Regions from separate parts of the Homo sapiens genome. Here region 2 is linked to region 1. The links are chromatin contacts, found by Hi-C or POLR2A ChIA-PET in ENCODE. All regions are on one chromosome and are shown on one strand. Each heading gives the region's core, a stretch centred on a gene start or an enhancer-like site at or near the end of the contact. The rest is flanking DNA. Distances are from core to core; before and after follow the strand shown. Region 1 holds the start of KHDC1 (KH domain containing 1). Region 2 has its middle 57 kb from the start of EEF1A1-AS1.

Region 1 (2,998 bases), core at 154-2,653:
TCCCAGCTACTCGGGAGGCTGAGGCAGGAGAATCACTTGAACCCGGGAGATAGAGGTTGCAGTGAGCCAAGATCGCACCACTGCACTCCAGCCTGGGTGACAGAGCAAGACTCCATCTCAAAAAAAAAAAAAAAAGCCTAGCTGGGCAAGGTGGTATGTGCCTGCGGTCTCAGCTACTCAGGAGGCTGAGGTGAGAGAATTCATTGAGCCCGGCAGGTTGGAGCTGCAGTGAGCCATGATGGTGCCACAGCCCTCCAGCCTAGGCAGCAGGAAAGAGGCCCTTCTCAAAAAAAAAAAAGCATAGACTCTAGGGCCAAATTGATGTGCTCAAGCAAAGGTTTTGCCACTTACGGTGTAACCTTGGGCCAGTTGCTTAACCTCTCTTGACCTCACTTGCCTTCTTTGTAAACCAGAGGTGATAATAGTATACCCATTTCATAGGGCTGTGGTGAGAACTAGAGGAGTTAATACATTTAAAGAGCTTAAAAGTGTCTGGTGCATAGCAAGTGCTACGTAAATGTTAAACCTTTCCTGCCCTTTTCCTCTGCTCCTCCTTTCCCTTGTTTCCTGTTACAGCATTCCTTCTTTTTTTCTTACTATTTCCTCACTATGCCTTTGCTTGAATACTAAAAAGAAACTACTGGTCCAACAGCAGGCAACACCTCATGCGATTACTTTAAATGACTTCAAAATAATACAAACATATCCAGCACAATAGTTTACATTTTAAAGGTGTTACACCCATTTTGTTTTGAGATGTGTCAACAAAACCCGTGTTTCTTTTCTTTCTATAAGTTTAAAATGTCCCCAAATCAATTAACAATAGAGGAAAGTCACACGATCTGTTTTAATTTTTCTCTTTATACTGCTATCTCCTGTTTCCCCTGTTTTTACACTTCTTTGCAGCTCACTTTCCTTATCTGTAAGATATTCTTAGGATGAACTTAGTAAGAAATGTGCAAGATCTAGATGAAGACCCACCAGATAGGATGCTCTCTTGCAGACACGCAACTCACTGACTCAACCAATGAGGAAATTATCCCACAAAGCAGATAATCCTAATGGAGGGCAGAATTCAGGACTGAGCATCTCAGTGATGCCGCCGGGAACCCAGGCTTCTCTGTCCCTTCACCGGACTAACCGAGTTCGAGACCACAGGGGGGTCAGGTAGCCAAGGCTGGGCTTTGACGGTAGGAATGAAGGAGGTGAGGGTGGCGCGCCGCAGGCCTGGGCCACTCCCTGAGTAGGGCGGCGGCGGCGGCGGCGGCGGCGGCGGCAGCGGCGGCAGCGGCTGCAGGCCTGGCCGATTGTGAGGAGACAGCGGTACCTCCTGGGCCGCGCACCCGACCCTTCCAGGGGTCCCGGCTCGCGCCGCGGCCGCGCGAGGCGCGCTCGAGCGGAAGTGGCGGCGACCCCGCCGGAAGCGCGCGGCTGCGGCGCGGGAAGCAACCCAGAGCCCTCCTCCCGCCTGCTCTGTGTAGGAGACAGCCTGCGGAGCCCACTGCCGGCGCGCAGAGAGCCCAGCAGCTCTTGAGTCCAGGAAGCAAGGGTGGGAGGAGGGACGAGCCAGTGGCAATGACCCAGACCCGGACGACCCCCATTGCTGAGCCAGCGGAGCTGCTTGGTGAGTGGCCTCCAGGCGGCATCTCTTGCTCTCAGCCCGGAGGGGGTTTTGGGGACCCAGGCTGTGGGGCTGCCTCTTCCCATGCCTTCAGTTCACCCCGATATGGGGTGAAAAACCCTAGAGACCCTCGGGTGTCGGTCCACCAAGGGAGGTCCAGACTCCCCAGGAATGTTGCCTGGGGAGGGGTGTCGCGGTGGGGGGGGGGGTGACCCAGGCCCACCCTCTGCAGGGCACTTAAAATGCTCCACATCCCCAGTGGATGCCTCCTGTCACGCATCACACCGTGGTGTATTTGAGATCCCATCTGCCACTTGGGCTGGAGGGAAATGAATGTTTTTGGGTTTCTTGTCATTGCTTCCTGCGGATTCCATTTTACTCCTGTTCGTTTATGGCCTCAAACATGAATTTGAAGAATTTTGCCCTCCCTGGCAGTATTGGGAAGAAGATTCTTTTGTTCAAGTCCGTTTGGACAATTAGATGGGAGTATTAACAAAAGGTCGGGCTGGGCACAGTGGCTCACACCTGTAATCCCAACACTTTGGGAGGCCAAAGAGCAAGGATCGCTTGAGCCCAGGAGTTCGAAACCAGCTGGGGCAACAGAGGGAGAACTTGTCTCTACAAAAAATTTAAAAATCAGCTGGGCATGGTGGTGCACGCCTGTAGCCCAAGCTATATGGGAAGCTGAGGTGGGAGGATTGCTTGAGCCCGAGAGTTTGAGGCTGCTGTGAGCTGAGATCACGCCACTGCATTCCAGCCTGGGCAACAAAGCAAGACCCTGTCTGAGGTCAACTCTGCCCCCAGGAAGGTATGGGACCTTGCAATCTTATCTAGGTTGCGTCTTTTTCATTGAAATCACGAAATCATTAAGGTAAGTAGGGAAGGGTCAAGATAGCTAAGATGAGTGAGGGGACACAGACACCAATAAAAGTTCTAACTTTGAGGACTCCTCCAGTATTCTTTTCATCCTAAAGCTTCTGGCCTATCAGCTAGTTCAGACACAGCCTAGGAGTCTCAAGCCAGTACAGGAACAAGGAGGCAGGTTGCCCTCTTGGGGCAAAGCTGTGGCCCCACCCTTGATGAAGAACGCCTGTAGGAACCCAGGACCTGTGAGCAGGTAGAGTCCTGAAGGTTTAAGATTCTGTGGAGCAGGTATGTGCAGTGCCAGTGCGCAACCAGCAACTGATGGACAGGAATAGGTAGAGCTGCTCTGAGTGCATTCCTTTGGCAAGCCTGGGCCAGAGGCACACAGGAAGGAATTAGTCATGTGGTATCATAGGCCAGGTGTGGAAGCAAATGAGCCAGAGTGGAACCAGGACCAGCCAGGGCCAAGGCAGGGAGAAGAGTTCCTCTAGCTGACATTGACAGGAAAGCAGA
Region 2 (3,465 bases), core at 1-2,500, 320 kb after region 1:
TCCGGGTTCAAGCAATTCTTCTGCCTCAGCCTCCCCAGTAGCTGGGATTAAAGGTGACTGCCACCACGCCTGGCTAATTTTGGAATTCTTAGTAGAGATGGGGTTTCACCATCTTGGCCAGGATGGTCTTGATCTCTTGACCTCATGATCCACCCACCTTGGCATCCTAAAGTTTAGGATTACAGGCGTGAGCCACTGCACCTGGCAGGAAGGAAGATTTAGAGGGCAACTTGTCAATTTGGATGGCATCCTGGGCTGTGGGGCTGGCAGGAAGCTGTCCTGGACAGGGCACAGAGTGGCCAGGACAATAGGGAGGAGAGGCACCGGCTGGGGGGATTTGCCAGAGGCGGTGCCTCCCTTCCCCAGCAGGGCATGTGCTCCAGATCTTGTGCCACTTGACATGCAGAGCCTGGGTGCAACCTGCAGAAACCATGTGGGCTGTGCCCCAGCCTTGGGGTGGGTGTGGACCTGGTCTCCCTGGGGATACTGGAAGGGCCTCTGGGAGATATTTAGGGCGCAGCCTGGACATCTATACCATGCACTGGCAAACATACAAACAACAAAAAAACAGGGTATTCTATATATTCTATTGATTTTTAAATGTTGGCTGCAGCTGCTACATTCCTCGAGAGTAACTGAGTCCCACACAAGAAACCCTAAGCTCAACAGATTCTCTATTAGATGATTGCATTTTTTCAGAAACAATCTCCTAACCACCAGGCCTCTGGCCAATTTCTTTTCTGAGTTCCTGTTCCTGCCAGAAAGGGCAAATTCATTATCCTGTGAGGTCCAAGCTGGCCTCTTGGAGGTACAGCAAAGACTTTTACCCTTGGCCTGGAAGCAAAGGCTAGCCATGTGGCGCCCTTGGGCTTTTTTTTTTTTTTTCTAGAAAGTTTTCTGGTGAGTTAAAAAAACGTGCTCAGAGTCCTACCCACCCCCACCCCCATCCCCAGCCCAGGCGAGTTGATGTGTGGATTCCTGGCATTTGTTATTTGCTGCCCAAATGACCCTGGCCTCTGGGAATGAGGCCCCGGACCTTTGCTTTTATGTCCCAGAGCTCCTGTGAGTTTTACAAAATTATCATAATTATATTTCAATCTTAAGAGCTAGTTCTGCATTTTAGGCTAAAAAGCAAGAAATGAGGGACAAGAAAGTCACTTTTTGCCTAGTGTCCCTGCTGCCCCCAGCGGTCAGCAGCCTCTGACGCTGAGGGTGTAGACCCGGGTTCTGAGGCCCCAGTGTGACTTTCCATTGTTCGCGAGGCCCTCACCCGCTGCGCCGCCCGGGCTGAGTCATTCTAAATTCCTTTCTTTGTGTTTTCTCTCTGCAGTCACGCAGAAATAGTTGCTCCACTAGTCATCTTCTTTCCTTAAACCAAAAAGAAAGAAAAAAAAATCTAGCCTTTGATAGTTCTTATTCACGAATCAGCTAAAATATGAGTCAAACACAAGTTTCCTGAGAGCTATAAATATTTGCTGCACCCCACCCTACTGGGAAATACCCACAGTCCGTGTTTCGCCACCGAGTGGCTCAAATCTGGAGGATTTCTTTGGTGTCCGGGGTAAAACGATCCCTGCTGTGAGTGGTTTTTAGGGCAGTGAATCTGTAATGTATTCCAAGCTTCTGAAGACAGGGTGTGTGTGTGTGTGTGTGTGTGTGCGTGTGCGTGTGTGTTTATGCTGTAACAATCGGTTCTTTAAAACGTATTTTTTAAAATACAAAGTCCTTATGGTGAAAGTTATGGACATTGACACTGGGATAAGAGAGTGGAGAAAGTAGTGAGCTGAATGGCATCCTTCAGGAGTGTCAGTGTTTTGTTTTTTGGTGTTTTTATTGGCAAGTAAATATGGGTCATTTGGCATGGCCAGTGGGCTGACATGAATATCAACAAGGGCCACTTTGTAGGCCACAGAAGCCACCTTATCATCCAGTCTGAGGTGTAAAGTTTGAGGGTGGATTGGGGAGGGTCACTCCAGCCTGAAGCCCAAGAGCCAGAAACCCTAGATTTGGGGTTCTAAAGTCAGGCGGAAGTTTTGGGGCTGACCTTGAGTTTTTGTATTTGTTTTTTACAATGCATTCTTTTTCTGATTGTTATTATTATTTTTAATGACCCAAAGCAATCTATAGCAATGCAATTGCTATAAAAATACCAATGACATTCTTCACAGAAATAGAAAAAAAATCCCTAAAATTAATATGGAACCATAAAGACCCCAACTAGCCAAAGCTATACTGAGCAAAATGAACAAAGCTGGAGGTATTACACTACCTGATTCAAAATATACTACAAAGTGATAGTAACTGAAACAGCATGGTATTGGTATAAAAACAGACACCGACCAATGGAACAGAATAGAGAACCCAGAAATAAATCCATGCATTTACAGCCAACATTTTTTTATAAAGGCACCGTGGACATACACCAGGAAAAGGATGCCTCCTTCAATAAATGATGCTGGGAAAACTCGATATCCATATGCAGAAGAATGAAACTAGACCCCTCACCGTCTCTGGACACACTGCCTATGAGTTAGCCCTGCTCCTCACACAGCAGCAGGAAAAAAAAAAAAAGCAAATAGACCCCTATTTCTTACCATATACTAAAATCAACTAGTCTGGGTGTGGTGGCTTATGCCTGTAATCTGAGCACTTTGAGAGGCTGAGGCAGGTGGATCACCTGAGCCCAGGAGTTTGAGACCAGCTTGGCCAACATGGCAAAACCCCGTCTCTACTAAAAATACAAAAATTAGCCAGGCATGGTGGCATGTGCCTGTAGTCCCAGCTACTCAGGAGGCTGAAGTACGAGAATCACTTGAACCCAGGAGGTGGAGGCTGCAATGAGTCAAGATCACACCACTGCACTCCAGTCTGGGCAACAGAGTGAGACCCTGTCTCAAAAAAAAAAAAAAAAAAAAAAAGAATAAAACACCTGTACGTGAATGTTCTAGCAGTGTTATTCATAACTGCCAAAAAATAGAAACATCAACTAATGAAAAAACAAATAAATAATAATATATCCATTCAATGGAATATTATTTGGCAATAAAAAAGGAATGAAATACAGATACATGCTACCAGAGGATGAACCTAGAAAACAGGCTAAGAGAAATAAGCCAGTCATAACAGATCACATATTCTATAAGAAATGTCCAGAATAGTCATATCTGTAGAGACGGAAAGTAGGTTAGTGGTTGACTGGTACTGGGAAAAGAGAGGGAATGAAGAGTGACTGTGAATGGATATGAGGTTTCTTTACAGGGTGATGACGTGTTCTGTAATTAGACATTTAATAGTTGCACAACCCTGAATATACTAAAAAATCACTAAATTGTACACTTTTTTAAAAAAGAGATGGGGTCTTGCTATGTTTCCTAGGCTCAAGTAATCTTCCCTCTACAGCCTCCTGAGTAGCTGAGCCCTACAGGTGCACTCCATCATGCCCAGCTGACTTGTACACTTTTATTT

What was found. A loop is a pair of places that touch in the nucleus more often than their neighbours do. ChIA-PET counts read pairs that join two places held with the same protein, here RNA polymerase II (POLR2A). Pooled maps may share reads with other maps.
Region 2: a loop to region 1 is called in a map of CD8-positive, alpha-beta T cell, with 4 times the contacts of the local background. The contact joins the enhancer-like site here to the promoter of KHDC1 in region 1. A Hi-C loop is called at or near these places in 1 of 168 maps with a recorded cell type or tissue (CD8-positive, alpha-beta T cell) and 6 of 50 pooled maps. POLR2A ChIA-PET finds 5 or more read pairs at or near these places in 2 of 52 experiments (GM10248 and activated CD4-positive, alpha-beta T cell).

The regions. Positions count from the first base shown.
Region 1 is chr6:73,261,793-73,264,790 of GRCh38, forward strand. KHDC1 (KH domain containing 1) reads right to left here and starts at 1,404. Exons shown (of 4, transcript NM_030568.5): 1 at 982-1,404. All of the region lies in intron 2 of LOC122539213 (KHDC1-KHDC1L), which reads right to left. It also overlaps the pseudogene KHDC1-AS1. RefSeq lists a silencer at 1,248-1,517.
Region 2 is chr6:73,579,226-73,582,690 of GRCh38, forward strand. No RefSeq gene overlaps it. Among named protein-coding and RNA genes, the nearest start is that of EEF1A1-AS1, 57 kb to the left of the region's middle. RefSeq lists enhancers at 529-1,372, 688-1,887, 1,278-1,607, 1,373-2,216, 2,217-3,059. Within about 2 kb of position 1,251, at least 39 of the 41 ENCODE cell types and tissues checked have a DNase peak (open chromatin) inside an H3K27ac peak, as active enhancers do; they include CD8-positive, alpha-beta T cell, where a contact is called at or near this core.